3 separate regions of the Homo sapiens genome follow, and all the other regions are linked to region 1. Evidence: chromatin loops called from intact Hi-C (ENCODE). Cell type or tissue: Calu3. All regions are shown on one strand. Links, peaks and the distances in the headings refer to the core of each region. The heading gives the core; the rest is flanking DNA. Region 1 overlaps IL19 (interleukin 19). Region 2 holds the start of CR1 (complement C3b/C4b receptor 1 (Knops blood group)). Region 3 overlaps PFKFB2 (6-phosphofructo-2-kinase/fructose-2,6-biphosphatase 2).

What was found. Hi-C counts contacts between places; a loop is a spot of excess contacts. Peaks named below come from ENCODE experiments on the same cell type or tissue, not always from the same donor. Only the 100,000 strongest peaks of a DNase experiment are listed, where the experiment ranks them.
Region 2: a loop joins it to region 1, with 10 times the contacts of the local background. A loop is called at or near these places in 2 of 110 quality-filtered maps.
Region 3: a loop joins it to region 1, with 2.8 times the contacts of the local background. A loop is called at or near these places in 4 of 110 quality-filtered maps.

Annotation. Positions count from the first base shown.
Region 1 is chr1:206,805,075-206,815,488 of GRCh38, forward strand. The region is part of intron 2 of IL19 (interleukin 19); the gene reads left to right. Among named protein-coding and RNA genes, the nearest start is that of IL10, 38 kb to the left of the region's middle. In Calu3, for the core only: no CTCF peak of the experiment used is centred there; DNase peaks (open chromatin) are centred at 3,737 and 4,627.
Region 2 is chr1:207,492,986-207,503,399 of GRCh38, forward strand. It overlaps CR1 (complement C3b/C4b receptor 1 (Knops blood group)), which reads left to right and starts at 3,172. Exons shown (of 47, transcript NM_000651.6): 1 at 3,172-3,403. The coding sequence starts at 3,283. RefSeq lists an enhancer at 6,575-6,634. In Calu3, for the core only: a CTCF peak has its summit at 6,697 (motif pointing left); a DNase peak (open chromatin) is centred at 6,706.
Region 3 is chr1:207,073,795-207,084,208 of GRCh38, forward strand. It overlaps PFKFB2 (6-phosphofructo-2-kinase/fructose-2,6-biphosphatase 2), which reads left to right. Exons shown (of 15, transcript NM_006212.2): 15 at 1-4,023. Among named protein-coding and RNA genes, the nearest start is that of C4BPB, 9.9 kb to the right of the region's middle. In Calu3, for the core only: a CTCF peak has its summit at 4,184 (motif pointing left); a DNase peak (open chromatin) is centred at 4,177.

The DNA of each region.
Region 1 (10,414 bases), core at 780-8,779:
ACCTGTATCGGCACAATTTATTTAGCTATTAGTCATGTATGTGTTTCTGATAGCTCTCAGTTAGCTGCCTGGGATGGTTATTTACCTTTTTGTGCTAGTTTTACCTTCTCAATGGGACTTTGAGCAAATTAAGAGTGAAAACACATCTGTACTGATCCGTTTACATGTCCAATAAATAGATTTTAGTGCCAACTTGTGCAGCCATTGCTCTAGGTCTTGATACAGATATATACCAGGTGGTAGAGGCTATAAAGACAAAGCAGGCTAAGGGGAGTTAAGTGATAGATTCAGGAAAATCATTGAGCTGAAAAATGAATAATAACCTCATTCACTTTTTTCTGTTTATCAAAGAATGCCATATGCTAGATGCTAAAACAATTTACATCTGTGTGACTAGAGCAAGCCATTATAAAAAGGAAACAATCCAAATGGAAGAAATATTTTATCAGGCTGGAAAACACAGTTATTGAATTAAACTCCAAAATGGAAGCCATAGCTTACAAATGGACACTGCAGAAAACTGAATTAATGAGTAAAAGGCAAACTGAAGATAAATTTCCTAGAACACAAAAGCAAAAGATAAAGAAATGAAAATGAAAGAATAGAGTAAACGTGAAATACAGATATCAAAGAGCTAACCTACACATAACAGGAGTTCCTAAAGATAATGAACAGATTCTTTTGGAGCAGAAGCCATATGTAGAAAATATAATGGCTTTAAGTAAAATCTTATTTTAAAAACTGAATGCGCTTACTGTATTCATCAGGAGTCTGGATCGTGTCAGGCTCAGTTCAAACCAGCTTAAACAAAAAAGGAATTTTGCTGGCTCACTTAATGAAGTCCAAGGGTTCACTAGGAATCCATCCCTGCTGCTCTTGCTTTTTTCTGGGTTGCCATCATTCTTGGGAGGGTTGTTCCTGTAGGGTGACATTCAGTATCTCCAGACTCACATTCTCCCAGTTTACCAATCCCAGTGGAAAAGAGAGTTCTAATACATGTACCATTAACCTTGGGTTAATCCTCGTTGATTTTGATTGGCTTGGCTTGGGTCATGTACTCACCCTTGAATCAATCTATGCAATTGAGAAGCGTTGTTGCCTTAATTTCACCGGCAGCACACACCCACTCCTGGGATGAGAGGATGGGTCAGCTTTACCTAGAGTCATATGGACTGCAAATAAGGGAAATATCATTTCCCAGAGGAAAATGGGGTTGCTACTTTCAGAAGAAAGGGGGATGAATGCTAGGTAGGCTAAATAACATCACATTGGCAGATAGAAAAGAGCTACTACTCTGAAATATATTCAGGTAGAACTTTTACATCTAAAATACTACAAAAACTCAATAAATAAATAGGCAGGGAGAAAACAAGTCAAGCATTTTTCAGATTTATTTTCCATAACTCTAAATGTGAGAAGACAATGAAACAAAGTATTTTAATCTGTGAAGGAAAGAAGTTGTGTGACCTGAGAATTCTATGCCTAGGTAAATTGTCACTCATAACGTATGCACTCGGAAAATACAATTCCCGGAACTCTCCCTGAGCAAGCCAGTAAAAAATGTATCACAATAAGGATAAATTAGAGTTGGTACAAATTATCACCCAGTCCTATCATTCTACCTCTGAAATATATTACGATTTGGTCCCCTTTCCACTATCAATCTGGTATCGTGTTAGTCCAAGTCAATATCATATTTTATCCGGACCACTGTCACAGCCTATTAAGTTGCCTGTCTCTTCCACTCTCAACCCTTCTAAGCCATTTTGTACATGTCATCCAATGGTCTAGTAAACCAGATCATGTCACTTCCTTGCTTAAAATAATTTTAAAGCTTCTTATGGGTATTAGTTCGTTCTCCCACTGCTATAAAAACATACCCAAGACTGGGTAATTTATAAAGGAAAGAGGTTTAATGGACTCACAGTCCTGCAGGGCTGGGGAGGCCTCAGGAAACTTACAATCATGGCATAAGTGGAAGCAAACATGTCCTTCTTCATATGGTGGCAGGAAGAAGTGCTGAGCAAAGAGGGAAAAGCCCCTTACAAAACCAGCAGATCTCATGAGAACTCACCCACTATTACGAGAACAGCAGCATGGGGGTAACTGCTCCCATAATTGAATTACCTCCCACCAGGTCCCTCCCATGACATGTGGGAATTATGGGAACTACAATTCAAGATGAGATTTGGGTGGAGATACAGCCAAACCATATCCTATGGCATGTAGAGTCAACTCAAGTTCCTTACTATGACCTTCAAGACCTTGCCTGATTCCACCTCTGCAGTTATTCCCAGCCCAGCCACACTATCCTCTACTCACCATGCTATAGTCATATAGCCACTGATCAGTTCTTGCTGTGCACATGCTAAGCTCCTTCTTCTCTCAGGGCCTTCACTCATGCTGTTCCCTCAACCTGGAACTCTCTCCCCTCAACCCTTTCTTTTCCTGGCTCCTTCTTTCTCATTACATCTCAGCTTACTTATATCACCTCTTCAGATGTTCTCTGGTCTCAAAATCTGAAAATAAGTTTCCTTTGTTTTTTTGGCACCCTTATTTCAGACCACTAATCACAAATTGTAGCTATATATTTATGTGTTTAGTTGTGTTACATTTGTCTTCTCTTAGAGTATGAACCCCACAAAAGCAGGGACCATGTTTATTTTATTTGTCACTGAATTCCCAGGTCTTAGCACTGTGTATGACAAAGAAATGGTGTGCAATTTATATTTGTAGGAGGAAGGCAAAAAGAAACATTGAAATGGTGTAACTATATATAGAAGCAAATATATAGAAAGAAGTTATGGGAATTGATTTAACTATAATTTCTAAGGTGATGGTAAACTTTTTTTCTATTAAAGAGATGAACTATGATGTTAAAAAATGGAGCAGAAAGCATATTTAAAACAGTAAATAAACACATTCATTATATAGTGCTTTTGGTTCCTAATTTGGTGCCATAAAAATTGATATAGGCCAGGTGTGGCAGCTCATGCCTGTAATCCCAACACTTTGGGAGGCTGAGGCAGGCAGATCACTTGAGGCCAGGAGTTCAAGACCAGCCTGGCCAACATGGCGAAACCCTGTCTCTACTAAAAATACAAAAATTAGCCAGGTGTGGTGATATATGCCTGTAATCCCAGCTACTCTGGTGGCTGAGGCACGAAAATCACTTGAACCCTGAAGGCGGAGTTGCGGTGAGCCAAGATTGCACTACTGCACTCCAGCCTGAGAAACAGAGCGAGACTCCATCTAAACAAAAATAAACAACAACAAAAAACAAACCATACCAAACAAAAGATATTGACTGATGTGATGTGAAGCTCTGAGAGTAGAATTAACCGTGCATGTAGAGTGACTGTGGCCTTGAAGGAAGGATAGAATTCAGAAAATTAGGGAGAGGTATGAAGGGAATTGTGTGTGTGCGTGTGTGTGTGTGTGTGTGTGTGTGCCCATGTGCACGCATGGTGGGGTGAGGTAGGAAAAAACTAGGTGAGCAGAGATCTGGCACTGAGACAGAGTAAATGGAGTGAGGTGGGAGGGTGAGGAGCCCCTAAGACTTCCAGGTACAAGAAAACTCGCGGTAGGTTAAACTCACAGAGGGTAGTGTAGAAAGTGTTGCCATGAGGACAAAGCATCCACCTTAGAGGGGCTTGTTGCTATGTATGTGTGCCTGCAGTTGACACAAGTCTTAGCAGGAGTCCTAAGAAAAGGCTCCCAGCCCATTTGGTCTGTGGACAATAAGGACCCCTTGTGGTGCAACAAAGAAGGTGAGAGACAGATGTAGTGAAGAGGCTGCAGGGGCTAGAGATGCTGGCCAGGAAAGGACAGCCTGGGTGGGACATCATGAGTGAAGAGGGTGCATGAGGATTCTGTATGACAGAGAAGGAAGGCAGAAGGTTCTGGAAACAAACTTGTACTACTCCCCATGAACTCAAAAGCAGGTCTTGTTTAGGGAGAGAGAGCAAAGCTGCTCTCTGTTCTTGGCAAACAGTCTTTGTATATGTTGATCATGATGTCCCTCAAAGCAGCCCCCATGGGTGTTGCCCCCACTGCTTCACCTAGGAGCTGTGAAGAGTGGTAGATACAGCATTCCTAGGCAGCAGACCTGGGCTGGAATACCTGTCTCTGCTATTTGCTATCTGTGTAAACCCAAGCTGGTTCATTATCTTAAGACTGCTCTCATCTGAAAGGAAGGGATAATAATGCATGATTTCCACATACCTATGTGAGATCTCCACATGTGATAGGCTTTTTAGTCTGTACTGTTAGTTGTACTTGGTGTGGGGTGGGTGGGCATGAACTTCAGAAGATGCTGTCTGTGGGCCTGACCTCCACTGGCTTTTCCTGCAGGTCTTCACTTTAGCTCAGCTTCAAGGGAAGACTCTGTTGGCCAACTGGGTAGAATATTTCTCTGCCCAGCCCACAGTTCTGGTAGGGACTTCAAAAGATGATTTTATACTGCACCATTGTAGACTGAAAAAGTACCATACCAACCTCTGGGCATCTAACTAGTTTTAGGAAAACCACCAGAAAAGGTGAATCTGCCCTCTTGATCTACTGTAAGTAGCATGTAAAGTATAAGGCGGGTTGTGCAATTGGCACTAGATGGCACTGTAGCAGCCTGGGTGCATTAGATGAGACCTGCTTCAAACAAGAAATATAGTAGCTGGGAGGTGGGGTTGGGCCCAGGATAATGATAAGGACAAATTTCCATTAAATGACTTGCAAGATACTGTCCTTCATTTATAATGAGTCTGACAGGAACTTCCCCAGATTCATCAGTAGATTGCATGTTGCAGCTCAGCAATCACCACCAGGTGTGGAATCAACCATCCCAACCACGTTTGTGAAAAACCTTATAACAACTTCACTTGGGGCAGTTTCCTTCAAGGGAATGAATTCTCCTTCTCAAGACCCATCCCAACCTCTCTTTATTGCCACTTGCCTCACCATTAGGGTCGGATCTCACCCTTCTTTGGGGGTTGGAGGGCATGGACAAAGTCCGACTCAGAATAGTTTATACACTAAAAGAAGTGCAAGACTTTACTAATAAATACTGGCAGAATCTTGGGAAATATGTGTGAGAATAGATTCTAAGGGTGTTAGACCAAGGAGGATAGACTATAGCACTGGATTGGATTGAATTTATTGGGGGTATTTATGAGACATTCTGGGTTTAGTGAGCTAGCTCTTGTAACTGGAAGTGGCTCTAAAATTTCTTGGTTGGCTGACTAAACCTTGGACTCAATGGTGGCATATGTTCAATAAGGCTGGAATGCCAGAACTTCCCTGACACAATGTAGAGGAAGGCATCCAAGACTTAAGGAGGAAGGAATGATGGAGTGACTTTATCACATGAAATCTCTACATCTACCAGCCTCACATCCATCCCCCAGAATGCCTAGAGGACAATCCTTTCATAAAGACATTAAGAAACACATTGACGAAGGTAGCACTTGCATCTCTGAAAAGCTCTGTGGTGGCTGTCTTCTATAAGCCAGGTATGATGGTGAAAGACACCTCCATTGAGTTGAATCTCTGATTTTAATAGAAATGATGAGACTCCCATATAGCAGAGGCCAAATGCTATAATTTAACCATTAGAGACAAGGGGACTGCAAATACTGACATAGTTTGGATGCCTGTCCCCTCCAAATCTCATGCTGAAATGTGATCCCCAATGCTGGAGTTGGAGGTGGGGCCTACTGGGAAGTGTTTGGGTCAGGGGGACAGATCCTTCATGAATGGCTTGGTGCCCTCCTCAGAGTAACGAGTGAGTTCTCACTCTATTTGTTCACCTGAGAGCTAGTTGTTTAAAAGAGCATGGCATCTCTCTTGCTTCCTATCTCACCATGTAACATGCCCCCTTTGCTTTCCACCATGATTGGATTCTTCCTGGATCCCTCACCAGAAGCAGATGCCAGTGCAATGCTTCTTGCACAGTCTGCAGAACTGCGAGCCAAAATAAACCTCTTTTCTTTATAAAGTATCCAGCCTCAGGTATTCCTGTATAGAAATGCAAAATAGACTAAGATAAATACCATAAAAAACAGAAAGGGCATAGTGATAATCAAACTGTTTTGAAACCTAGAGATTTTTAGTGAGGCGAATTGATCATGGTGCATCTAGGAATGAAAAAGATGGCCAGCTACTAAAATGTCATCTGAACTATATAAAAAGTTTGGTGACCCCCACCTCTACTAAAAATACAAAAAAATTAGCCAGGTGTGGTGGCAGGAAACTGTAGTCCCAGCTACTCAGGAGGCTGAGGCGGGAGAATGGCGAGAACCCAGGAGGTGGAGCTTGTAGTGAGCCGAGATCTCGCCACTGCACTCCAGCCTGGGTGACAGAGCAAGACTCCGTCTCAAAAAAAAAAAAAAAAAAAAAGTTTGGTGACCAAAAACTTGAGCTGCCTTTCATTCTATTTCCAGACCTAGGCCAGTTCCAGACTTAGAATCTCTTGATTGAAGGTGGACAAATGACGCATCCTGTGGATTTCAGTTAATATCTTTCTCCAGCTATTCTTGTGCTTGCTCAATGGCCCTGAGCATAAAGTGGCCATAATGTCAGGGATGAGGACTATGCATGGATTTAACAACATGGACTTACCCTAGTCAAGGCTTTTTTGAATACCAACACTGCTGAATTCCTAGCTTGCCAACTAAAGTAAGCCTCTGTTATGGTACAACTCCCTAAAAGTCCCAGCCAGCCCCCAGGGGCAGATTGATTACAGTGCAACCCTTCCATCATGGAGGGAAGGAAAAATGTTTCCTTAGTGCAGGAGATATGAATTCTGAGTGCAGATTTGCTTTCCTGTCCAAAAATCTTCTGGCAGCTGTGACTACAAAATATGGTGTACTGCATACAACATTTCTTCTGATCAAGAAAGTAATTTCAAAAGAACTGCAGCAATGGGTTTATGCCCATGGAATTAACTGGTACAACCACATATGCTAATCCCCAGAAGCAGATGGCTTAATAGAAAGATTTGATGGTCTACTGAAGATTCAGTTATGGTACCAGTTGGGAGATTACAGTCTGAAGGGATGGGGTTCTACATTACAGGATGTAGATTATACTTTGAATCACAGAACCAACTATATGGTTCCATATTTCCTGTAGCCAGACTACACAGGTCTGCGAATCAGGGGTGGAAGAGGGACTAGCTCTTCACACTCTCACATCTCATAGCCTACTCACAGAATTTTTGCTTTTCATCCCTGTGCCTTTGAACTCTGTTGGTTTGGAGTCTTGGTTCCTAAGGAACAAATGTCTCTACCAGGAAATACATCAATGTCCCATTGGTTTGGAAGATGAGACTACCATTTGGCCATTTGGGGATCCTCATGATGCCAAACCAACAGGCTAAGAAGAAGGTTACTCTATGACTGGGGCGACTGATTACCAAAGTGAAATTGGATTGCTGCCACTCCATGGGCCCAAAGAGGACAATATCTGGAACCCAGTGGGATTTTCTGGGGTGCCTTTTAGGATTTTCATGTCCAATAGTAAAAGTTAATGGAAGATGACCACTTCCCCAGCCCCTGGCTAAAGGCATAACCACTGATGATTCAGACCCTTCAGGCCAGATGGATTACCCCACCACATAAAAAACCCCAACCGTGTGAGGTGCTGGATGAAGGCAAAGGAAACATAAAATAGGCAGTGGAAGAAGGAAGTTATAAATATAATTATGGCCTCATGACTAGTTAGTTGCTTACTGTGTGTATTTGTATATATTAATTATTTTATTCTTTCTTCTTATTCATATCATTTTATACAGGTTTTGTTGGAAGTTAACTTTGCAATTTGGTTTTTAGAAAACATATTCAGATGGGACTGTGACTGAATTTGAGAAGTAATTCAAACGGATACAATGACTTGAGACTTTATAATCCTGAATTTGGGGAGAAGGTGATGCTCGCCTGTTTTATATGCTGAATAGTTGCATTTTGTTGGGAGGAAATGAATTGTTTTGTGGTTGTATAAAAGTTCAAATTTTTGTGGAGCAGTGTAATGGATGCTAAATAGCCAAAGGGGTGGACTGTATCAGTTATTGCCTCTCAGTTCTAAACCCAACCTTCTATAGTCTGCTTTGTGATCCTAGAGACCGGACCCTAAAAACCACATTTCTGCATTGCCAGTTGGCTCTGCCAATAGGGGCACTAGCTGGAGACTTCAAAGCTGGAGGCAGAAAAAGGGGTTTTCTCCTTCCTATATGCTTCCTGAGGGTTTCCCGTCTGCTTGTGGTTCCTGTGAGTGTTACCCCAGAGAAGCTCCTTCATCATAACTTTTTTTTTCCCTTGTAGCAGCAGCTAAATCTAGTTTTCAGTTTTTCTGACTTGCAGAATCAGCTTCAGCATGTGTCCCTTGGGGACACCAGCAATAGCCAGCCAGTGTCTCTTCTGCAGAGATTTGGATCCTAATACCCTGGATCCCTCCCTGTGAACTAAGACAACAAGCACTGGCCAAGCAATGCCTCTTACAGATCTGAGTTTCAGTTCCTTGGGGCTTCTCTACTGTTTCTAATTTTTAATAATTTTAACCTTTTCTCTTTGCCTCTTGGCTCTCAGCAGTTGCAACCTTTATGATATTTTAGAGTTCTCTTTTAACTTTTTTTAGTTACTGTGGTTGTTAGTTTTATATATCAGTTTGGCTTGGCTGTAGTACCTAGTTATTTAATTAAGCACTAATCAGGTATTGTTGTGAAGGTATGTTGCAGAGCTACACTAAATTGACTTTAAGTAAAGGAGATGGCCCTCAATAGGGTGGGCGGGCCTCATTCAATCAGTTGAATGACCTGAAGAGCAAAAACTGAGGTTTCCTGGAGGAAGAAGAAATTCTCAAGACTGCAAATTAGCTCTTGCGTGACAGTTTCCAGCCTGCCAATCTGCCCTACAGGTTTCAGGCTTGCTAGCCCCCATGGTTGTATCAGTTAATTTCTTGAAATAAATCTTTTTATATATAGTAAGAGATGCTGGTTCTGTTTTTCTGAAGATCCCTGGCTGATATAGTTATCTAGTTAGTATCTTTGTACCTATTTGCATATATTTAAAAAACTGTTGTGGTTTCCATCTCCTGATTGAACTCTAACTGATTCAAGCAATGCACAATTGGAAGTTTTCAATAAAGACTCCTATACTAAGTGTAAGTTTGAACGGCAATTATGAGCACAGATTGCAGCCAGTAAATATTAATAGAACATTGCTTAGGCAGAGAATATGCCAAACCCAAGTATGTAGCTTAGAAGAGCAGCAAGAGAAAATGGTTAACACATAGAGCAGGTAAACAGCATTCTGCAGAGGATAATGGAGGGAATCAGAATGCTTTGGGCCTGGCGTGGTGGCTCACACCTGTAATCCCAGCACTTTAGGAGGCTAAGGTGGGCAGATCACATGAGGCCAGGCATTCGAGATCAGCCTAACCAATATGGCGAAACCCTGTCTCTACTAAAAACACACAAAAAATTAACCAGGCATAGTGACGGCCCCCTGTAATCCCAGCTACTCGAGGGGCTGAGGCATGAGAATCACTTGAACCTGGGAGGTGGAGGTTGTAGTGAATCGAGACTGTGCCACTGCACTCCAGCCTGGGCAACAGAGTGAAACTCTGTCACACACACACACACACACACACACACACACACACAATTCACTTTGAACATATGCAGAGTGGAAGCACGACTACTTTCTATGAATAGCAATGTGAGTCCTACTAGGACAGGACTGTGTCAATGCAGAAGAAAAAGCAAATGGAACCCCTTGGGTCAAATAGAAGATTAGAAGTTAGAAAAGAGGAAACAACCCTGGATCACAGCAGAAGTTACTTACTTGAGACAGTTCTGTGTCACTAATCATCTGAAACCTTAGAGACCTAAAACAACAACAATCATTTATTTTGCTCACAAATATACAATCTGGGCAGGGCTCAGTACAGATAGGTCATTTCTGTTCCATATAATTTTAGCTGAAACAGCTCAATGAGGACTGCCAGATCCACTTTCAAGATATTTCATTCATATGGCTGAGGCTGGCTCTCTGGGAGCTCTGCCAGAGCAGTGGGCTGTGAACCTCCTTCCCATGTGAGTCTATCTCCAGGATGTTTGGGATCATTTATGGCTGGGTTCCAAGAACAAACAGCCTGAGAGAGAAAATGAGAAACTGATGGAGTCTTAATGTCTGGACCAAAAAAACTTGGTTCTGCTGCATTCTATCAGTTAAGTGGTCACAGTACCCAGATTCGAGGGCAGGAGATATAGATGTCATGTCTCAGTGGGAAGAATGTCAAATAATTTTGGTACCATGTTTTAAGATGGCCACAGAGGAAATAATTAGAACAGGCAGCCAAAATTTTACTCTTGAGAATTCCTAATAGGCCAAGTTAACTGCTAAATAAAGTGTATGTAGTTCTC
Region 2 (10,414 bases), core at 1,703-9,702, 690 kb after region 1:
CATGGGATTTGGCAGTCGTAAACTGACATGTTCTCATGCAGCTTTTATTCTGGTGGGAGAGACACACAATAAGCAGATTTTCAGTTGGTAATAAAATGAAAAAATGATAAGTATAATTTTTTAATCTATATGAAACAGGCAAAAAGGAAAGGAAGTTCTGAATTAATGTGCAATTTTAAATAGTGGCCAAGGAAGGCTCCATTAAGAAGGTCTCATTTGAGCCAAATAACTCAAGGAGATGAGGTAGTAGCCATGCAGAGCGATATCTGGGCAAAGAGCATTCTAAGCAAAAGGAATATTAAATGGGAGGAAAAAACTGAAGAGAAAAATACACCTGCTGCACTTGGAGAAATAATTTGTTTGCAAGCTGATGGTAAAAATCCAGCAGAAAGAGGTGTATGATAGTGCTGGAGGAAGTGAGAATTGCTGGTTTCCTTGAGTGAGTGAGAGCAAATCGAATCTAGGGCACAAGTGGAGAGATCACCCTTAGACTTAGACTGTGAACAGTATAATTATATTAACAGGAGAGACGGAGGTTTCATGGGCCAAATACAAGAATTTGGGTGGAGTGATGGTAGAAAATTGTAGATCTATTTGATTGTTTCTATTTTCTCAATAAAGAAAGAAACAAAGCCATTCACAGAAATTAAGAATGTTGGAGAAGGTGTCAGAAATAAATGTCAAAATAAAAATATGAAATAGTCATTTAGGAGAATGGGAGAATAAATGGATTAGACAAACAATAGTGGGAATGTCAGGCAGAAGTATAATGGTCCATTTGAAATTATTTGTTACTAAAGTAAGGCTAGTCATTGTGGCTATGTGTCTTTTCCAGCCACATTCAGTTTCACAGGTATGAGAGCAAAATAATGGAGAATTGATTCTAACCAGGAATGTTGTTTTGTCTAATGGCTATAATAACCCAAGAGAAGGGTGAGGGAGCTAACAGTGGGTGCAAGATGGTGATTATAATGACAGAGTATGGAATTTAACCTGGTAGTGATGAAAGTGAAGACACAAAGGAGGTGAGAAGCTGAGAGAGATAGCGGTAGGATCAATGGGCTGCAGGCACTGAGACAGACAAAGATTGCTGGATTCAGTTTAACGTTACTAGGGTAAAAGAAAAGAGTTGGATTGGTGGTTAGAGAGTGGGATCATTGAAATCACTGAGAGGTTGAAAGTGACAAGTCTCCGAGCATGCACATGAGCATTAGAGTCAGAGGAGAGTGGAGGACAAGACCACAGGCAGAGAAGAGGTCAAGGCACTGGAAGGCCAGGGATTTGAAAATACTATTGCTGTGAATGTTGAAATCACCAGGAACTGTGGCAGAAGTAACAGTGGAGAAGGTGGCCATGAGCCAGGAGCTCAAACTTTCAAGGAATGAGGGAGAAAGTAGATACTAGGAGATGGATACCAGCAGAAGTGGTAAGGAGTGGCACCTTCTGATAGCATGTGATGTAAAACTGGGGAAATGAGCCTTCTCCTCTTCTCTTTTCCTAAGCCTACTACAATCTGGCTGCTACTCCCATTACTCTGTTGAGAATAACTTGAAATGATGATAGCAAATCCTTAAAAGAATGTCACTGGATGTACTAAAAACTGTGATAAGTGATATGATCAAAGTAGACATTTCTTCCACTAGAATTTTGGGAGGAAGCCTAATGGAAACCAATGCGCACAGAAAGACAAATGCTGTATGTTATTAGTCATATGTGGACTCTAAAAAACTCATCTCATAGAAGTAGAGGGTAGAATACTGGTTACCAGAGGCTGGGGAAGGGAGAGACAATGGGAGATGGAGAGAGATTGGTTAAAGGGCACAGGATCACAGATAGATAGGAGGAATACATTCATCCTTGAATACTTAACCCTCTGCCCTAAATCTGTCAGTCCTACATCCATACTTCTTATTTCAGTAAGTAGCACCACCATTCATTTCTAATCCTGGGGCTAACTCTTTTTTTTTTTTCTTTTCTGAATCATGTCTCCTTTTAATGGTTAAGGAAAACAAGTTTAACATAAAATTAGCAACAACAACAACAACAACAACAAAATCAAGGTTTAAAGTCAAAATTATTTTAAGAGAAAAACCCAGGCAAAATAGCCTACCTACAGGCAGGCAGTACATGTCAGAAGGACAGGCCACCCCCAATAAAAAAGATAAAATATTATTTTTTCTACCTTTTTTAAACTTAATTATTTAATTATTTCTTTCTTTTTTCTTTTTTTTGTTTCTTTTTTTTATTATACTTTAAGTTTTAGGGTACATGTGCACAACGTGCAGGTTTGTTACATATGCATACATGTGCGACGTTGGTGTGCTGCACCCATTAACTCGTCCTTTACATTAGGTATATCTCCTAATGCTATCCCTCCCCCCTCCCCCCACCCCACAACAGGCCCCGGTGTGTGATGTTCCTCTTCCTGTGTCCATGTGTTCTCATTGTGGAAGCTGGAAACCATCATTCTCAGCAAACTACCGCAAGGGGGCTAACTCTTGATTGCTTTCTTCTCACCACCAACCTTAAGAAAGGAAGTAACCAAAATCCAATACATGAGCAACTGTTCATTCCATCTCCAATATCTTTGTTAATTGTCCACTTTATCCACCCAGTCAGGGCCGCCATCAAACCTCACTTGGATGTCGGCAAAAGCTCCCCTGACTGGTCTTCGCAGTCCATTATTGCCCTATTCTAATCTACCTTCCATACTATACACAGATTTACATTTTTTAAATGTGTATCTAATTGTCCCTCCCTTTTAAAAAATCTTACAATGGCATGACGTCTCAATTCAGGGTAAGGAAATTGTTTCTTCACATTCCCTGTACACCGTACACATCGCCTGCAATTGCCCTTCAACACGGAGAGCAGGCATTTCATTAGCTGACCTTCCCACACACATTCTTGCAAAGAGGAAAAGTTAAGCAGGGTGTTTGGAGGCGAGCTGCCATCATCCACCGCCTTTGTCTGGAAGCGCAGGGCCTCACACGCGGGATCCATCGGAAGCCCGAGCATTGTCAAGCTCTGCTGCTGCACCTGGGTCAGCAAGGTGGGCTCTGCCAGCGAAACTCGTTAGAAACAATGCAAATGGGGAGTAAACATGACCTCGCCCATGAAGGGGAAGCTGTGGTCAAAAGCATTTTGTCCCGGAACCCCGCAGCCCTCCCCACACTCTGGGCGCGGAGCACAATGATTGGTCACTCCTATTTTCGCTGAGCTTTTCCTCTTATTTCAGTTTTCTTCGAGATCAAATCTGGTTTGTAGATGTGCTTGGGGAGAATGGGGGCCTCTTCTCCAAGAAGCCCGGAGCCTGTCGGGCCGCCGGCGCCCGGTCTCCCCTTCTGCTGCGGAGGATCCCTGCTGGCGGTTGTGGTGCTGCTTGCGCTGCCGGTGGCCTGGGGTGAGAGGCGGGCGGGCGTGGGGAGGCGCCCGGGCGGACGAGGAACCCGGGGCCCCGCAGAGAACTCGCGTGCAGCGCTGAGCTGCGCTGCTCTGCGCGCCCGGGTCCGAAGGCAGCGCGATGGGTGGGCTGAGCGCGCGACCCGGCAGGGCGGCGGGTGTAGGATCCTTCTGCGCACTGGAGACCCTCGCTGCTTCTGGGTAAGCGTGGAGTTCCCAGGTGCAGGGGCTTAAGTCGTGACGAGCGCAGTGGAAGGCGCAGATGCTGAGCGGGTGCCGCACGAAATTCCTTGCCTTTGTGTATTCACAGCCTCGGCTGGCTATAGCCAAGACGTGGCGTTGATCCTAGTGAAAGGGAACTTGGGGATCCGACAAACCTGAGTTCTGGTCCTAGAAACTTAACTGTGAGGCAACTTAGCACACCTGAGTCTGTTTGCTCTTCTGTAAAATGGGGACACTGGTATCTCTGCATCGTGGAGTTGCTGCCTCAGTGGCATTAAGCCTGTCGAGTATCTAACACAGGGCTATGTGTCCCCGAGTCCATTTCTATCCCCCAACCGTTACCTCTGTACTTTGCTCCCAATGGTGTTTAGACAAGCAGTCCTAGGGATGCAGGTGTTACCTGACAACTGCCCCGCATGGAACTGTCCTCGCCCCCCACACCAAGCCACCACGGCCATCATCACCATGCACTTAATTGACAGCATACTTTAAGACAGATGCATGCCAGGCACTTGCGGATTAGAAGAGCAAGGGAAGCCCCAGAACATGCAATGTAACCGTTGCAGGTAGAAGGGACAGTAGATATGTTTACAGTTCGCATTTTAGTGATGTGTTTAGTACAAAATAACGCCTATTATAATTATTATGGAAATTTTGAGGCCACATCTCTTCCTTTTTCTTAACTTCAAATAGGTAAACATCTTCAGTTAGAACCCTTCTATTATTATTTTTCGGCTCCCCAGAAGTCTTCTTGGTTGCCTAGACTCACTGGCAACATCTCATTTGAAGTGACAGTCTTGGTTGTTTTTGTCCAGCCTATTCCTGACAACTCCGGGTTCGCCCTTCTCTGCCACTAGACATTTTACATTCATTATTTGAGTGTTCCTTCTTCTCTAAAAGAGTAAATAAAATAAAATAAAGTAGAACCAAGTCCCGCAAGAGTTGTTATTAATATTTGATCTCCTTAGGCACCAGAAAGTAACCTGTCAGGTGCAGAGATGTGATAAAACGTACAATCTTATTTTTAGGAGAGAAGCATGCCCAGTAAGTTAAGCAATCTGTTGTCAACGCTTAGGAATTTGTGTCATCTTTGGGAGTACTGGCCCTCTTCTTACTAGAATGTTGTTTTACTTAGCCTATGTTGATTAAGTTACTGTTATAAACAATCCCAGACACTATTAATTGCAAAAAAAAAATTTACTGAGGTTATCACAATAACTTCCAAATGTGAAACAGCCTAAACTAAACTACCTAGAAATTTTGTTGCTGACATAATTTAAATTTTAAAATGCTGATGGATGCTTCCAGTGTGCACGGTCCTTTGGAATTTTAAAGAAGTATAAGAGCTCTGCACCCAAAGTGTATGCATATAGAAGTAGGTGGTGGAGTTTTATGAAATCTACTTATTAGGAAGCCAGCGTTCTGCTTTTTCCAGCCTCTGCTACTTACCAGCTGGTGTCTTGGACCCAGTAAGTTAAGTCACATCACTGACCTTCAGTGTCCACATGTATAAAATGAGCACAACTGACATCCTGATCTCTGAGAGAGACGTTTTGAAAATCAGATGGTGTAATGCATGTGACAGTGTTTTGTAATCTGAAAACCCCCATGCATGTCTGAAAAACCATGACTAAGAAGTCGTGCAAGACTGCAGGATCACCGAAAAGCGAGAAATCTCAACTCCTATGATCAGGAAAGGATGAGTGAAAGGTATATGGCTTTACTAGCACTTAAAGAGTGAATCTAGAAACAGATTGCATACGACAAAAAATAGCAGAGGAGCTAGGATTGTTTTGTTATTATGAGTTACTCACAGTACCCGTAAAGTGGTATAGTGCTATTTGAAAGAGGACTTAGATTAGCTGCAAATAGATATTGCAAATGTAGGACAACCCCTGAAAAATGTGAAAAAAAGAACTATAATTTATATGTTAATAAGTAAGAGAGAATTGCATCATATAAAATGCTCAGTTAAAACAATAAAGATGGCTGGGGACAGTGGCTCATGCCCATAATCCCAGCACTTTGGGAGGCTGAGGTGGGTGGATCACCTCAAGTCAGGAGTTCAAGACCAGCCTGGCCAACATAGTGAAACCCTGTCTCTACAAAAACACAAAAATTACCAGGGCATGATGGTGGGTGCCTGTAGTCCCAGCTACTCGGGAGGCTGAGGCATGAGAATCGCTTGAACCTGGGAGGCGGAGGTTGCAGTGAGTCGAGATCGTGCCATTGCACTCCAGCCTGGGTGACAGAGCGCAACTCCAAATCAAAAAAAAAAAAAAAAGAAACAAACAAACAAAACAAAAAACAATAAAGGGCAGGAAAAGAATGGAAGACAAAAAATAGAAACAGAGAACAAGAGAAAAAAAGCAACAAATAAAAACCAGTAACAAAACTAAAGCAACTATATCAACAATCATTTTGAGTGTCAATGATCGAAATGCACCATTTGAAACAGATCATCAGAGTGGATCAAGAAACAAGACCCAACTATATACTGTGTACAACAAGACCGTTTTAAATATAGACAATATATATGAAAAGTAAATGGATAAAGATATACCATGCTAATGCTAGTCACAGAAAGCAGGAATAGCTGTGTTAATTTCAAACACAGCAGACTTCAGACCAAGAAAAATTATTAGGGATAAAGAGGGGCATCATATAATGATAAAGGGGCCAATTATCCAAGAAGACGTAACAATATCCCATATGTATGCACCTGATGGAGAGACAAAATACGTGAGGCAAAACCCATAGAACTGCAAGGAGAAATAGATGGATTTACTATCATAGTTGGAGACTTCTATGATATCTTTCTGATATCAGAAAAGGTGCTGAAGTCTCCTTATCAGAAATGGGCAGATTCAGCAGGCAGAAAATCCGTAAGGACATACTTGAATTCAACAGCACCATCAATCCACTTGGGTATAATTGACATATATAGATGACTTCATCCACAACAGCAGAGCACATATTCTCCCGCTTACATTCATGGGGATAGACCACATTCTGAGCCATAAAATAGTACACGAATTAAGCTTTACCAGGCAGTGTTTAATATAGGGTGGACTCTGGCGCCCTCACGTGGTCCTCATATAGGATCTGGTTTGGTTATCCCTGCTAGGTAAAGGTGCAAGATAGAAGGGAAGTTCCAATTTGCTTTCTGTGCTTTGTGGTGTATTTTGGTTTACATATGCTCAGATGAGTGGATGTGTGATTTATATTATCTATTTTAATCTAAAATAAGCTTCACATTTGGACAGGTAACATCAAAAGTGTCCTACACAGAAATGCTGGGTGAAGATCCCAGTAATAAAACCAACTCCAGAAAACAAGAAAATGGTAGAGTTGACAATCCCTCTCACCCTCTCCGCAAAGACACATGTATACACATTTTTTGTCAGAGGCATTAAGTAGAAGAAATGCTGTCAGTCTAATCACAACTGATCACAACTCGATGAAACCAAAAAACCTAGAAAGTATCATGAAGACTGTCGAAATAAGCTTTACATTCACTATTGTGAACAGAGAGACTCAATGTGACTGTTTTTTGTCCCGTTAGATGTTAGCTAATGATTGTGCTAAGTCATGATGATTAACAAAGCATTTAAAATATTTATTTTATCTGTGTTACATTTCAAAAATTTATATTGAGGCATATAATTTATGTTCGTGTACATATATAATTTATAAATTTATATATTTGAAAGGGCATGCTCTTTTTTTAAACTGATAGAGGTGCCTAAGCAAAGCAAGTGCAAATCTATTCCTTAAAGGGTAAGTATGCAGAATGGAAAGCAGAGTGTTCTTTGGGTTGACAGCTCATATTGCAACAGACATGAAAGTGATGATGTGTTAATTGTGCATATAGCACAGAATACATCAACTTGCTTTGAATGGAATATCTGAACCAGGAGAATGTGAAAGTGGGCTGAGTCATACAAGACAAAACCCGAAATGAGATAACAATACATACCCACTAGAATGACTAAAATGAAAAAGATTGACCGAGCCAAGTGTTGGCGATAAGGTGGAGTAACTGGAATTATAATATACTGCTATTTGGCAGGTAAAATTATAACATTAACTTTAGAAAATAGTTCAACAGATTCTTAAAACCTTAGACACACACTCAACATTTTACTCTTAGGTTTTTACCCAAGAGAAATGAAATCATATGTCCACACAAAGACTTGTACATGAATTTTCATAGCAGTTTTGTTTGTAATAGCCAACACGTGGAAACAATCCAAATGTCCCTCAACAAGTAAATGGATAAACTAAATTAAGATATATTTATGCAATTGAATATTACCCAGCAACTAAAGGAAACAATTTGTATACATGCAGCAACCTAGATGGATCTCTAATTATGCTGTGTGAAGGCTAAACCATAAAAAAAAACCTGAGTGATTTCCTTTATACAATAGGATATAAATGAAGTGATTTAGGTTATATGAAATTTTAGAAAGTCAAATCAATCTGTAGTAAGAGAAAACCACCTGAGTTATTTCCTTTATATGATAGGATATAAACGAAGTGATTCGGGTTATATGAAATTTTAGAAAGTCAGATCAATCTGTAGTAAGAGAAAACACATTGAAGGTTGCCTAGAGAAGGAAGTGGATGTTTGGATGGATTACAGAAGGGCATGAGGGAACTCTGTGTGGGTGGGATGTATGATGGAAACGTTTATTGTCTTCATTTTGGTGATGGTTTCACAACGCATACATATGTTATAAGTAATCGAATTGTACACTTCAAATACTCATCAATCATTGTATGTAATATATCTTGATAAAGCTATAAAAACTTTTAAAATTATGGTAGGTCTTCAGTTTGTGGATTTTATATTAATATATTTGTCATAGGAACTAGTCACAATTGAGGGATTGGTAATAAAGGAGAGAAAGGAAACTACATCAAGCTTTCTTTGTTGAAGGCTCATATATTCCTTTTTTGAGCTATTATACAACTTTGCTTTTTATAATTACCTATACTATTCATATACTACTATGCAGGTAAGAATATTATGTAATTAAGGGGAAGGAACTTCTTTCCAAGAATGGTTCATTCAATTTGCTTTGTTACTTTAGGTCTCATTCCTTCCTCTCGTTGCAAGCTTTGCTGTGACATTTACCCTCTCTCAATACAGCTTTTGGCGCTAGGCACTTCACATGGAATCTCTTCCTTTGTCCGGCATCAATGGATAAGACAAATATCAAAATTGTATTTCATCCCACATATCAACTAGAGGAAAGGTGAATGCATAACACTGAAAATAACAGCAACTGTTTTACTCAGTGTTTTTTTTTTTTACAGTATCCTCAAAGTGCTGTTATCTATCAAAATCAGCTGTGAAAATTTTTAAAAATAGACTCCTGGGCCCTAACCTAGACCCACTAAATCAGAGATTTGGGGGACATAGCTTGGATTCTTGATTTTTTTGAGTTTTATAAGTAATTCTTCATTTTTTGTTCATTGCAACAAATATGCATTGAGTTCTTATAATTGAGTGTTAAGCACCAGGACTAAGTATTAATTTAGAGGTACAAAAAAACACATCATCTCTTGCCTTTAAATTATGCATATCTAATATCTATTGAGAGAAATAGATACTTCTAAAAGCACACAAAGATAAAAAGCACAAATTGTAATAACAAACAATTATTGATATGAAAGGAAAAGCAAAGTGTCGGACTAGAAATTATTATAGGGTGGGGCAGAGGGAAGTAGTTTAGATTCCAAATCCCTAAGAGGGTCAGGGAAGGCTTCAGATGAGATTGGGTGTGTTCAGGGTGGTATGGCCATAGGCAGGCTGGGGAAGGCTTCTATAAGAAAGTGACATTTTAGCAGATGCCTGAAGGAAGAATTGAAGTCAGAGTGAAGATAAAATTGCGTCACATAGAAGGAATGTCATAGACGGGAAAAATGTGTGTCTTTGGGAAACTGAAAAAGGGGAAAGGGCCACACCTTGGTGAGGGGACCAAGTGGCACAAGATGAGGCAGGGAACATAGACAAGGGCTTCCTTGCTTAACAACTGCTGGCTTAATAAAGCAAATGTGTGATGATGGATACAGGCTGTCTGGGAAAAATAAGTAAGAAATATGAGCTTTCTTGGAGCATCATCCTTTGCTTCAGTAGAAAGCACAGAGTTAGGCTTCCAATTCTGACTAAAGCCATTGACAACAGGGAAAAGGCAACCTTAGGAATTCTCCTCTCTGTCCGGGGTCCCGTGGGCACTATGATGGAGCTCATGAGATGCAGATGAGAAGTCCCAGGCTGAATCCGGGGCACATTCACTCAGGAGAGCTGAGGTCACCAGTCACTGAGGTCATCCAGTGCATTCCCGACAGCATAGGCTCATTCCAAGCTAGTTCTGCAAAGGAGCAGAAAATGAACTCTTGGAAGCAAAGCAAGCACTCCCACTTTAGCGGAATAATCGAATTTAACTCTTAGAAGTCCCCTTACCCTTTTCTAAGGGTAATAATCGTAAGTATAATTTATGAAGTGCCTTCTGTGTATGTGGCAGCATATACTACTTTTGATTCTCCCTGCAAACCTGGTAGGAAAATATTATTCCCTTTATGAAGATGAAACTGAGGCTCAGCAAGATTAAGCGGTTTGCCTAAGACCTCATAGCCACTAAGTAGAAGACATTGGGTTCAAGATTCAATCTATGAACCCAACATTTTTAATACTATATACCATTCTCTTTTTGTATTAATTTCCTATTGCTGCTGTAACAAATTTCCACAAACTTAGTGGCTTAAGACAACAGAAATG
Region 3 (10,414 bases), core at 52-8,051, 270 kb after region 1:
TTTCCCAATTTTGCATGCAAAATGTACGAATATATGTATGTTTTTCTGAGAGGCAAGTTTAGGGTTCTCATGGGATTTTAAAAAGAGATAGGTGACTCCCCACCTTAAAGTTATCTGCTGGTCTTTTAGAGGTAACCAGTGAGAAGGAGTTAGCTATTTTCCAAGGGTGTTTTCATTTGGTAATGGAAGACTTTTTGCTGTGGTTCTCATCCAGGAGTATTCCTTAGAATTGCCTTTAGGATTGTTGAATCATAAACATGCCTGTGTCCACCTTATGCTTAATACTGACTCAGAATCTCTGGGATCTGGGTCTGGACATGCATGTATTTAAGTAGCTTCCCGGATGATTCTGATTCATAGCTCGGGTTAAGAACTCCACCTTAGGAAGTTAGGTGGAAAAATACTGGATAGTAGTTTCTCAGACAAAAGTGTCAGCCTAGGAATTCTGAATTCCTCATAGTCCTGAAAGGACAGTTCTTTGGGTTTGATGTTTGAGCAGATCATAATGTTAAATGATATAACCCCCTGGAAGGCAGGCTGCTGTGTTTTAGAGGGTTATTCTAGGTTCTAGTCCCATCTTTAACCCTTTACATTGCTGAGTGATGTGGAACAAATCACTGAATTAAATAATTGTCTCTAGAGAGCAGCTGGGGATTTTAAGCACCCTGGAGAGAGGTGCAGACCCTGCCAGGATGATAAAGGTTGTCATCACTGGCAACTGACTCCTGACCCCGGGTCCTTTACTCGTATGTCCCAAGTAGGATACCATAGGCAGCTTCTAAAGGCTGCTTACCTAGATTCTTCTCAAAATTGTGTCCAAGATGTTAAGTAACCTGCTATTCCTGTTTAGTGGTTACATAACATGTACTTAGTGTCTTTGTGGAGCTTTGGGCTGGTAGGGGCAGGGATAGGGGAAAGCTAAACAGAAGTAGAAGAAAAGGTCCTTGTCCAGAGGAAGGTTATTTTAAGAGACAGGACATGTAATTTATAACAAATGGACATTTGCAATATAGCAACAGTCTGAGTCTAGAAGTGTTCAACCATCACATCGCTTCTCCTGACTTTTCTGTTGTCCTATGGCTATGAGACTACAGGGGTTGGGGGATGGGGATGCCCCCACCACCACCAGTGTGAGAATGAGATATGGTTGGGGAGGCGTGTTTGGCACTTTTACAAGGTTGCATTGTCCACATTTGCTTGGATGGTGGCATCTGTAGCCCAAATGGGCATTCAGTCTTTTCTTCTGCTGTGAGGTAAGAGTAATTCAGACCTAATGAATGAGAAGAGGGAGCACTTTGATCCACAGACTTTGGATTAACACTGTACCCACTCTTAGCAAAAGGGGACTTCTCTAACAAGCTAGCATTGTGTTAACCTGTCATTAACCCAGCATTAGAGACAGGTCACTGGGATGTTCATTCTGGCTCTCAGCCTGCTGTTATTTCCCCACTCTCACCTGTGCTAGTTCGCTTTCTCCAGAAGAGGAGCTGAGGTGGTCTTATCCTCAGATAGGACATGAGAAATTGGAATTTGGCAAGCAAGGGCTTCAGCATCCTTTAGTTTCTAAAGCAAGATCCCTTCAGAGAAGTCTAGCAGGAAGAAGCCAGGAGAATGTAGAATGGAAAAGAGCTCTTACTCCAAATTTTAGAGAAGTTTCAGCTCTACTTCTCATCTTTTCTCTCCTGGTCTTACTTGAATGCATGTTGGTAATCTGTATACATTACTATGACTGTGTCTATCACAAGTCCTACAAAATAAAAATGGACTTAAAAGTACTCTCTGCTGAGGCTGTAAGTTTTGTTTTGTGAGAAATAGGTAAAGACATTAGCATTTAATCTACTGGAATAAGCTGGTTGCTGTGGCTTATACCTGTAGTCCCAGATACTTGGGAGGCTGAGGCAGGAGAATCACTTGAGACCAGCCTGGGCAATATAGTGAGACCTCACCTCTAAAAAAGTTTTTTATAAATTTACTTGTCTAAAGTGGGGAAAGGGAAATTATTCTGTTTTCTTATTCTTGCTTCAAGACTATGACAGATTTGAAAGAGAATTCTAAAGCAGATTTAGAGAACCTGCTTCTCTTCTTATCTCCTAATCCCTAAATTGTAATTTAGCTCTTATCTGTATTGTTGTTTTGTTTTGGTAAAGGGATGATTTTTACATTGAGTTTTAAAGTAGAATAAGAAAAGCTTCTAAAAACTTGCATTGTGCTAGGGATCTGCCCTATATCTTTGCCTCTGGTGTTTCGTTGTTGTTGTTATTGTTTGTTTGTTTCCAAAGAAGTTGGAGTTAAGGACACAATATATTTGTACCCCTAGACTGAATGGGTGAGTATTCCATATGAGGATCTGGGTAATCCTCTTTGCAACCCACATTTGGTCTTCAGAGACACTGGCATTTTGAAGAAACATATGATATAGCTGTTTGGAAATAAATTCATCTATGTTACTTTTTTTTTCTTTTTTTTTTTTTTTTATGAGCAGGAGATCTTAATTGACAGAAACTCATTGGTGGTTGGAGTGGCCAATGGGCACGGGAAAAAGTATCCAGTAATCAGAAGAATTGTATCTGGGTTATGTAATCTTATGCACATTCCATTGTCTTTGCCAAGCCCAGAAGCCATGTTGTGTTCATTGTTAAGAAATTTGATAGATTTACCCAGCTTTTCTATGTATTTTGACTTATTGAAAATATGTAACAACTGAGTCGGGTTGCAGCACTGGTGGGGTAGAATCGACTTTCCCTGAAGGTGACACAGATGTCAGAATTGTGTCCAGGGATTTAATTTAGACCCATACTGTCCAGGAGACTGTCTCTAGTTGGATCTCTGTGCTGACTGACTGACAGACAGACTTTAGTGTCTGTGTGCTGACTGACAGACTCTAGTAGTGTCTATATGTTGACCAACTGGTAGACCAGGAGGATCTGTGTGCTGATTGACTCTAGTAGGATCTGTTTGTCACTGACAGACTGTAGTAGTGTCTGTGTGCTGACTGATAGATAGACTATAGTAAAATTTGGGTGTTGCCTGACTAACGGTCTAGGGTCTGTAAGCTGACAGTCTGCCTGCTTTCTGATTGTATCCATTGAAGTGTATGTACATTATGGTAATTCTCTGTCTATTAAATGTGTCTAACAAAGGAAGGAATTAAGCACTCCACGTGTTTTCTTTATAGGGGAGTTCTGTACACTATGATTTTAAATAGATATTTCTTATATAGTAGTGGCCAAATTCTCATTATTTTGTACAAGATAAAGGTTATGCATCACTTTTATGGTATTTTGTGAACTCAGCTAAGGGAATGCCTGTTCAGAGCCTGGAGTTGTTACCTTTACTTGAAGTCATCTCATCCAGTCCCCTGCTTTAGGGCAGGACTTCAGTTCCACTGTTCATTTCTGAAGCTTCTGTGTCCCCAGCTTACCCTGTTCTGAAATGTTGTATTCCATTGGACAGGGCTGCTATTTTTAGTCAGCCATGCATTTGGATTTTACACTTAATCTAGTAAGTAAAAATGAGAAGAAAATTTGGCATTTAAAAATTGATTTTAAGGGTTGGCAAAAGTATTTTTTCCAGTAAGCCTTTCACTGGATATCTGTGACCAATGTTTACCTACGCAATGTTTTTGTATCTGAATTGCTTATGTACGTTTTTTATTATATTGACCTAACAAGAAGATCAACTTATGCTGGTATGGTGATGGTTTTGCTATGGCAAAATCAAAGGGCTGATCATACATGGTGCCCTTTGGGAAGGGGGATGGTGTGGGGCTGAGCACCTCTGGGTTGAATGGGAATGGGTCAGATTGGGAAGCCTAGGAAGAGAGTTCTACTGTAGATTTCCTAGGCACTGCTCTGTTGAAATAGGAACATAAGTCTTTAGCAACATTCTGATTTAATCGGGTGACACTGATAACAAAGTATGCCACTCAGATCCATTTAAAGTGTGCATAACTGTATTTGAAATGTGTTTTTGTGTGCGTGTGTGTAGAATGGGTAAATAAAATTGTTGAGTAACTTGAACCTATCAGAAGGCTTCTGGGTTTTTTGTTTAGTATTTTCAGTTGTGTTTCCCATCCCTTCCCCACCCCTAAAACTTTGCCTCATGCTGCACAAGGATTCAGACTCAGACAAGCCAACAGAAGTTCGCACTGTAATTGAAGACCATGGTGTAGCCGTGGCTCTCTTCTGCCACCTTCTGGGGAAGATAGGAAGAACATTATGGAAAGCACATGAACTTCAATAGTTGTGTGTTCCTGTTGGCACTTATGCAAGAATTAAGAAACAATTACATTTCACTGCACTGTGCAGTAATTCCCATTAGCAACATGTAACTCATATTATGTATTATAAAGAAAACTTTTGGAGATTTTTTAGCACTTGGTGGACTGTTGTTCCTAAAATGTGATTTGCCCATTTCTAAAGAGATTATGGTCAAGGGTATAAAACAGCATTTAATTTTTTTTGAGACAGGAAATACAGATGGGATTGTTTTACCATTCGCATGCCTTATTCCTTGTTACCTTAACAAAGACCAGAAGCTCATTAGAAATGCAGAATCCCAGGCCCCATCCCAGACCTCCGGAGTCAGAATCCTCATTTTACTAGGACGACCAGGTGATTCATATGCACATTTAACATTTGAGAAGCACTGTTCTAGGGGAAAAATTTCCCACAAGGTAAAATGTTAGATGCCAGTTAATGGGAAGAAGTTGATCTGCTCTGATGACTGGTTTCAGAATGGACTCGTATAACTAAAATAGTAGGGACCCTCCTCAGAAGCCAAGTAGCCCCTGACTACAGTGTCACTTTATTGGCATGGTCTTTTGGCTGACATAGCCTACACGATTTCCTTCTACCAGAGGGATCCTGACTGCTCCTGCTTCATATCTTGGGTATGTAGCTTATGGTCCAGGTCTGAAAGGAGTGCCTGGTCCAATATGGTCACGAGGTCAGCTCCTCAGGGAAAGAAGACCATGACTACGCCATTCGGGTAGTCAAGGTGTGTGTGTAGGCACACCAGTGTGTTCATGCATGTGTATGGATGTGGGGATGGGGAGGTTGAGGGAGGAGGGAAGGTAGGGGAAGGATTCTGTTCTACTTTTATGTTCGCTGCTTGGCAGTGCTGTAATAGCTTTGTGTCTCTTCCTCTCTGGCTCGTAGGCAGCAGAGACCACACTGGCTGTGCGCAGACGCCCCTCCGCAGCGTCCCTCATGTTGCCTTGCTAATGATGTGGATGTTCAGGCCTCACCTCTCCAAACGACTGGGATCTACTGAAAAGCTTGGGATGTCAGCTTCACAGAGGCTAGAACAGGAAGTTAAGTGGGAACTGGACTTTGGGGGCCACCAAAACGAGGCCTGGAGAAACGTCACCATATTTCCTCCCCTCCTGCCTAATGGGAATATCAGTTACACTGAAAAATTTAACTTCCCTGTGCCTCAAAACATTTAGCAACCTGAACCAGTGACTTTTTGTCATCTCTGTGCTGAGTTTGGTCCAAGTTGGTCAATCTCATTCTGTATAGGCATTTAACATCCTACCTGTGACTGTCTGCATCCTTTGCTGGCTCTTTTTTGCCCAAAGTGCAAATGCACTTCTTCAGATTTACTTTTCAAGTGAGAAGGTAAGAGCTGGTCTCTGCCACTGTTCCAGGCGAGCAGGCTAGAGTCTAATATACTTATGCTAGCAGTTACCATTTGCCACATTGGAAGCAAGAGACAAATCACCAGGTGAATGGAGGGTCTTCTGAGAAATTCAGTCCCTAAAACATCTTCTCTGCCTTGATAGAAGAACAGTGTCAGTGGCAACCTTTTCATTTAGAGAAGTTTTTCTTGTTCCAGGCCCTTCAGGACAGGATCTGACTGCAAGACTCCCCAAAATGGGTACCCATCTTCTAAGTTCCCTTTTGTAGCTACTGTACTTTTGACTTGATGCATGTGCCTCTCATGCATCAAGATGGGGCTGATGTGGTTCTCCTGGGTGGTTGGGAATGTGGACTAGACAGAAAAGTAGAGTGCCATTTATATCACGTGAGTAAGTCAAGAAAGCTCCTTGAGAATCAGCCCGATCAGGGAGTGTTTTGGCTTCAGAACAGGTGGAAGGAGACACGCCCCTCTGTGGGCTCTGTCACCATGATACAGTCCTTGAGAGAGCTGTGGCTGTGACTTGGAGGGCAGTAGTCTCCTGATACCTGCCTCTTGGCCACTGGTCACTATTGTGGTCACTGATCTCTCATATAAAAGTGAGGGTGGCGGGGTCATGGACCAGCGCCTCAGTGCATTAGTCATTCGCTTTTCCTTACAGACAAATCAGATAACTCTTCCCCAGTGATTGTCAAATGTATGAATGTATCTCTGTAAATGTGGTTTTGACATGTCACTGTTACTGAAGGAGAGTATGGAATCCCCACAGGATATTATATCTTGCAAGGAAAGTCTATTTTTTAAAGAATAGTATGTTTTTAGCTTTACTTTTCTTTCTTTTCCTTTTCACTCAAATGCTCACTTGCTGGGCAAAAGGGTGAGTAGCAAGAAAAGTAATGATATGTAGCTTTTCTCAAATGGTTCTTTTATACTGTGGATGATACAGGACTCTGTTACCTAAGATGTGATAAGCTGGGCTGCAGGCGGTTCAGCATCCAGCAACTAGGAGCTGCTTTTCTACGTACAAAGCTGCCTTCAGGAAGGCTCCTTACCCTGTAGCAGATGATTTTCATCTGGCTGCCTACCGCATGCTGTACTATAATGATTTAGTTGTGATATGGATTTCTCTCTGCATCGAAAACTGTCTTTTGATGATCAGACAATGTTTATATTTAGTTATTTATTCTATCCATGTAAGGCATTTTTGAGTTTTCTTGTCACTGTTTGCATGTATTTAATCAGAATGTAATATAATTTATGTTGTCAGGTTTTTTTTTGTTTGTTTGTTTGGGGTTTTTTTTGTAGAAATTTAGGTAGTTAGAGCTTTTAAGTCTAATGTCATATTAACTTAAGTTAAATTTCCAGAACGTAGATATCTGTCTTCTGTAAAAGGAAAATAACGATGTTAAGGGACAGTGAATTTTTTTTGAATACTTTGTTTCTCATTGATTTTTATTGTAAGTGTAAACCAAGAGATGCATTTCTCTGGAGAAGTGTTTATCTCCTGGATTAATAAAATCATGCTAAAATATGCGAGTAATATGTATTGCTTTTGTAATAAGAACATAAAATAAAATTATTTTTAATTAAAAATGCAATTAATTTTTAAGATAACACACGAAAAGATAACATTTGGTACATTATATGTATGCAAAATATTAATAACATTGTCTAAAATGTGTTTGAAACTAGCTTCTTTAAGATGATTTTCAAATTATTAGATTATATGTATATTTCCAACTAGTGATTTTAACCAGTTCAAGTTTCATCAGCATTTCAAAATGATATCAGTAAGATTGTGACTACCATGCATTACTGACGTCCTAGAGTTTCATTTATTTATTTAACAAATATTTAGTGACTACCCATTAGTTGCCAGGCAATGACTAAAACAAAGTCCCTGACCTTTGTTTAGAGTTTATTATTGGAAAGGAAAGGTTAACAGCAGGTTTGTAACCTAACGCATCTCTTTCTACTGGGGATGCTTTCCCCCTCATGAATGACCTTCACCAAATAATGTTGGATAATGGTTACATAATGTATATGATAAAGTAACTTGGAACAATCTTTTGGGGTCAGCAGCAATAGAGATAAAATGAAACATTCATAATAACAACAGAGGATTTCCAAATTCTTTAAGTTCAAGGGTTCTTCTGATAGAATGAAAATGACTTATGAATTCTCCAATTTGAAAACAGGTGAGAGACAGTGGTTATGTGTACTGATGAATACATTGAGCTTTAATAATCTAGCTGGTGGGCTGACAGTAATGAGGATGTGGTGTCAAGGTTTAATTTCCTTGGAAATATCTCCAGGCACTTCTGCAAGTGTTCTCTAATTCAGCCATCAAGTCATCATTTGTAAAAGGCTGGGGTGTCTGGAATCATTCTCTGGGTTTTACAGAGAGGTAAATGAGCACCATTACTGAGTCACACACCTCAACACTCGTGATTTTTATAAAGCCAATAATATCTCAGAACAAGGTAAATGTTAAGACCCAACAGACACATGCCACACTGTTTTAAAATGTTGCTGGTAACTTAGCAAAGATACCAGCATTAGAAAATGATTACTCAGCGAGTACTTCAGTGTTGGGTGATGGTCATTATTTGCCTTTCTCCTGTAGGTTTCATCATTACACCATTTCTTAAACTTCTCCAGGGTCTTCACTTAGGACTCACTGTGAGGAGCATCAACCTTCAGGTTCACTAGCTTGCCCTGGCTATTTATTTTTCATTTTTGTAGAAATAGGGTCTCACTATGTTGCCCAAGCTGGTTTTGAACTCGGCAGGAGGTGATGAGCCCATGGGCACTTCCTGTGGCGTCTGACAATGGCCCATCACCAAGGTTTATGGTCTCTAGAAGTATTTTGCACCATCCAACCTTCATTCATTCTCTTGAACTCATTTGAGAATTTGACATGCTAAGGACTCTCTACCCAGAAAAAGGTTGACACATAGGTTTTGCATACAGTTTAGGGAGGTCATGACCTGAAACCCATTCTTGGACCTCAGGGTAGGAAACAGGAGCTACGTAATACTGTCCATACTCTCTTGTCCATTTCTCTCCTTTAACATGTAAAAGAAAAAATAATCCAGTGACATGCATTTGATACTATTTAAGCGGAGGAGGGGAATATATGATGTACTGGAATTTTTTTACTGCACACTGGGATATTTAAGAACGTGGTTTTTAATGAGATAGCATCACTGTAATCATGGAGAGTAATATTTTCTTTCTCTTAAAAACATCAAAGCACAGTCTTTCTTCTTTTATTCTCATCAAGCCAATGTCAGCTGCATTCCTTCAGCCCTTTACAAGCAGAACAACTACGCTTCTGAATTCCCAAAGGCATTTAAATGCCTTTTTGATTGTATGCAACACTCTACCTGTGAAAATCAGATTAGATTCTATAGGAGAGTTTCCCTGCAATTAAGCAAAATAATTTCAGAAGCATAGGAACGCTTGGGAAGCAGCACTGTAGCATGGGGTCTACTCTCAACATGTTTAATGCCCTTCACCAAACATCCAGCCTACTTTCAGAGAATAACTTGTTTATCCATTTGGGTTTCCTTCATCACTGATATGTTTGCCTCTTCATTGCCATTCAGTTTTCACTTCCTAGGTTCTCTCCTCTTTCCCCCATTGTCTTTGTAGAATTTATGGATGGGAAGGGAAACTGTGTCAGAGTATGCTTTAATAAAGTCTGTTAAATATTCTTTTCTGAATTTAAATTCCTGAGTCATTTCACTCAAACTCTGTTTCAGATTAGAGTTGGTTTCAGCTGTGGATTTCAGTAAATCTAAAATAACAACTCCAAGGTCACATTGGTTCAGGCTGGTAATCTCAGCTCTTTGGGAGGCTGAAGCGGGAGGATTGCCTGAGGCTAGGAGTTCAAAACCAGCTTGGGCAATATAGTGAGACCCCCCCCCCACCCATCTCTACAAAAATAAAAAATAAATCAGACAGGAATGGTGGTGCACACTTGTAGTCCTACCTACTCGGGAGGCTGAAGTGGGAGAATTGATTGAGCCTGGGAGTTTGATGCTGCAGTGAGCTATGATCATGCTACTGAACTCCAGCCTGGATGACAGAGTGAGACTCGCTCTCTCTCTCTTTCTCTGTCTCTCTCGCTCAAAAAGAACAATGTGTTGGATTCTACTTCATAGAGGAAGGTGGCTACTCCAGTTGCAGAAAACATGTTTACACTCTGGCCAGCAGGAAGGAAGAAGGCAACAGGACATACCAGCTTCTTTTAAGGATATTTCCCTTCTCATGTAACCCATAAATATATACACCTACTGTAAAGTTAAAAATTAAAAAAAGAATATTTCCTAGATTTTGCAAGCACACTTATGCTTATACCTCATTGGTCAAAATGTAGTCAAGTGGCTACATACAGCTTTCATGCAGGCTGGAATATTTTTATTCCAAGTGGCTTTGTGCCAGTTATAATTAGGGTTTAGTTACCAAAGAAGGGTTCAATAGCTATTGAAGAAGTAGCAACCTGCCTTAGTAGGTAATTGAAACATTGTAGCAGGTCTGAAGAGCTATAACAAGGTGAGCAGTAGCCTTTGAGGAGTTAGGCTGCCATTGCTTTGTAAGAGAGGAAAAAATTATTTTTCCTTCTACCCTCCTAGGTTCTCTGCCTGGGACTTTGTAAATTAGACTAACAAAACAGATTGACAAAAGAAACCCAAACAATTTATTAATGTGTGAAGCACACCCCACCTGGGAGGAACCTCATGATGAGTAACTCAAAGGGGAGTTAGAG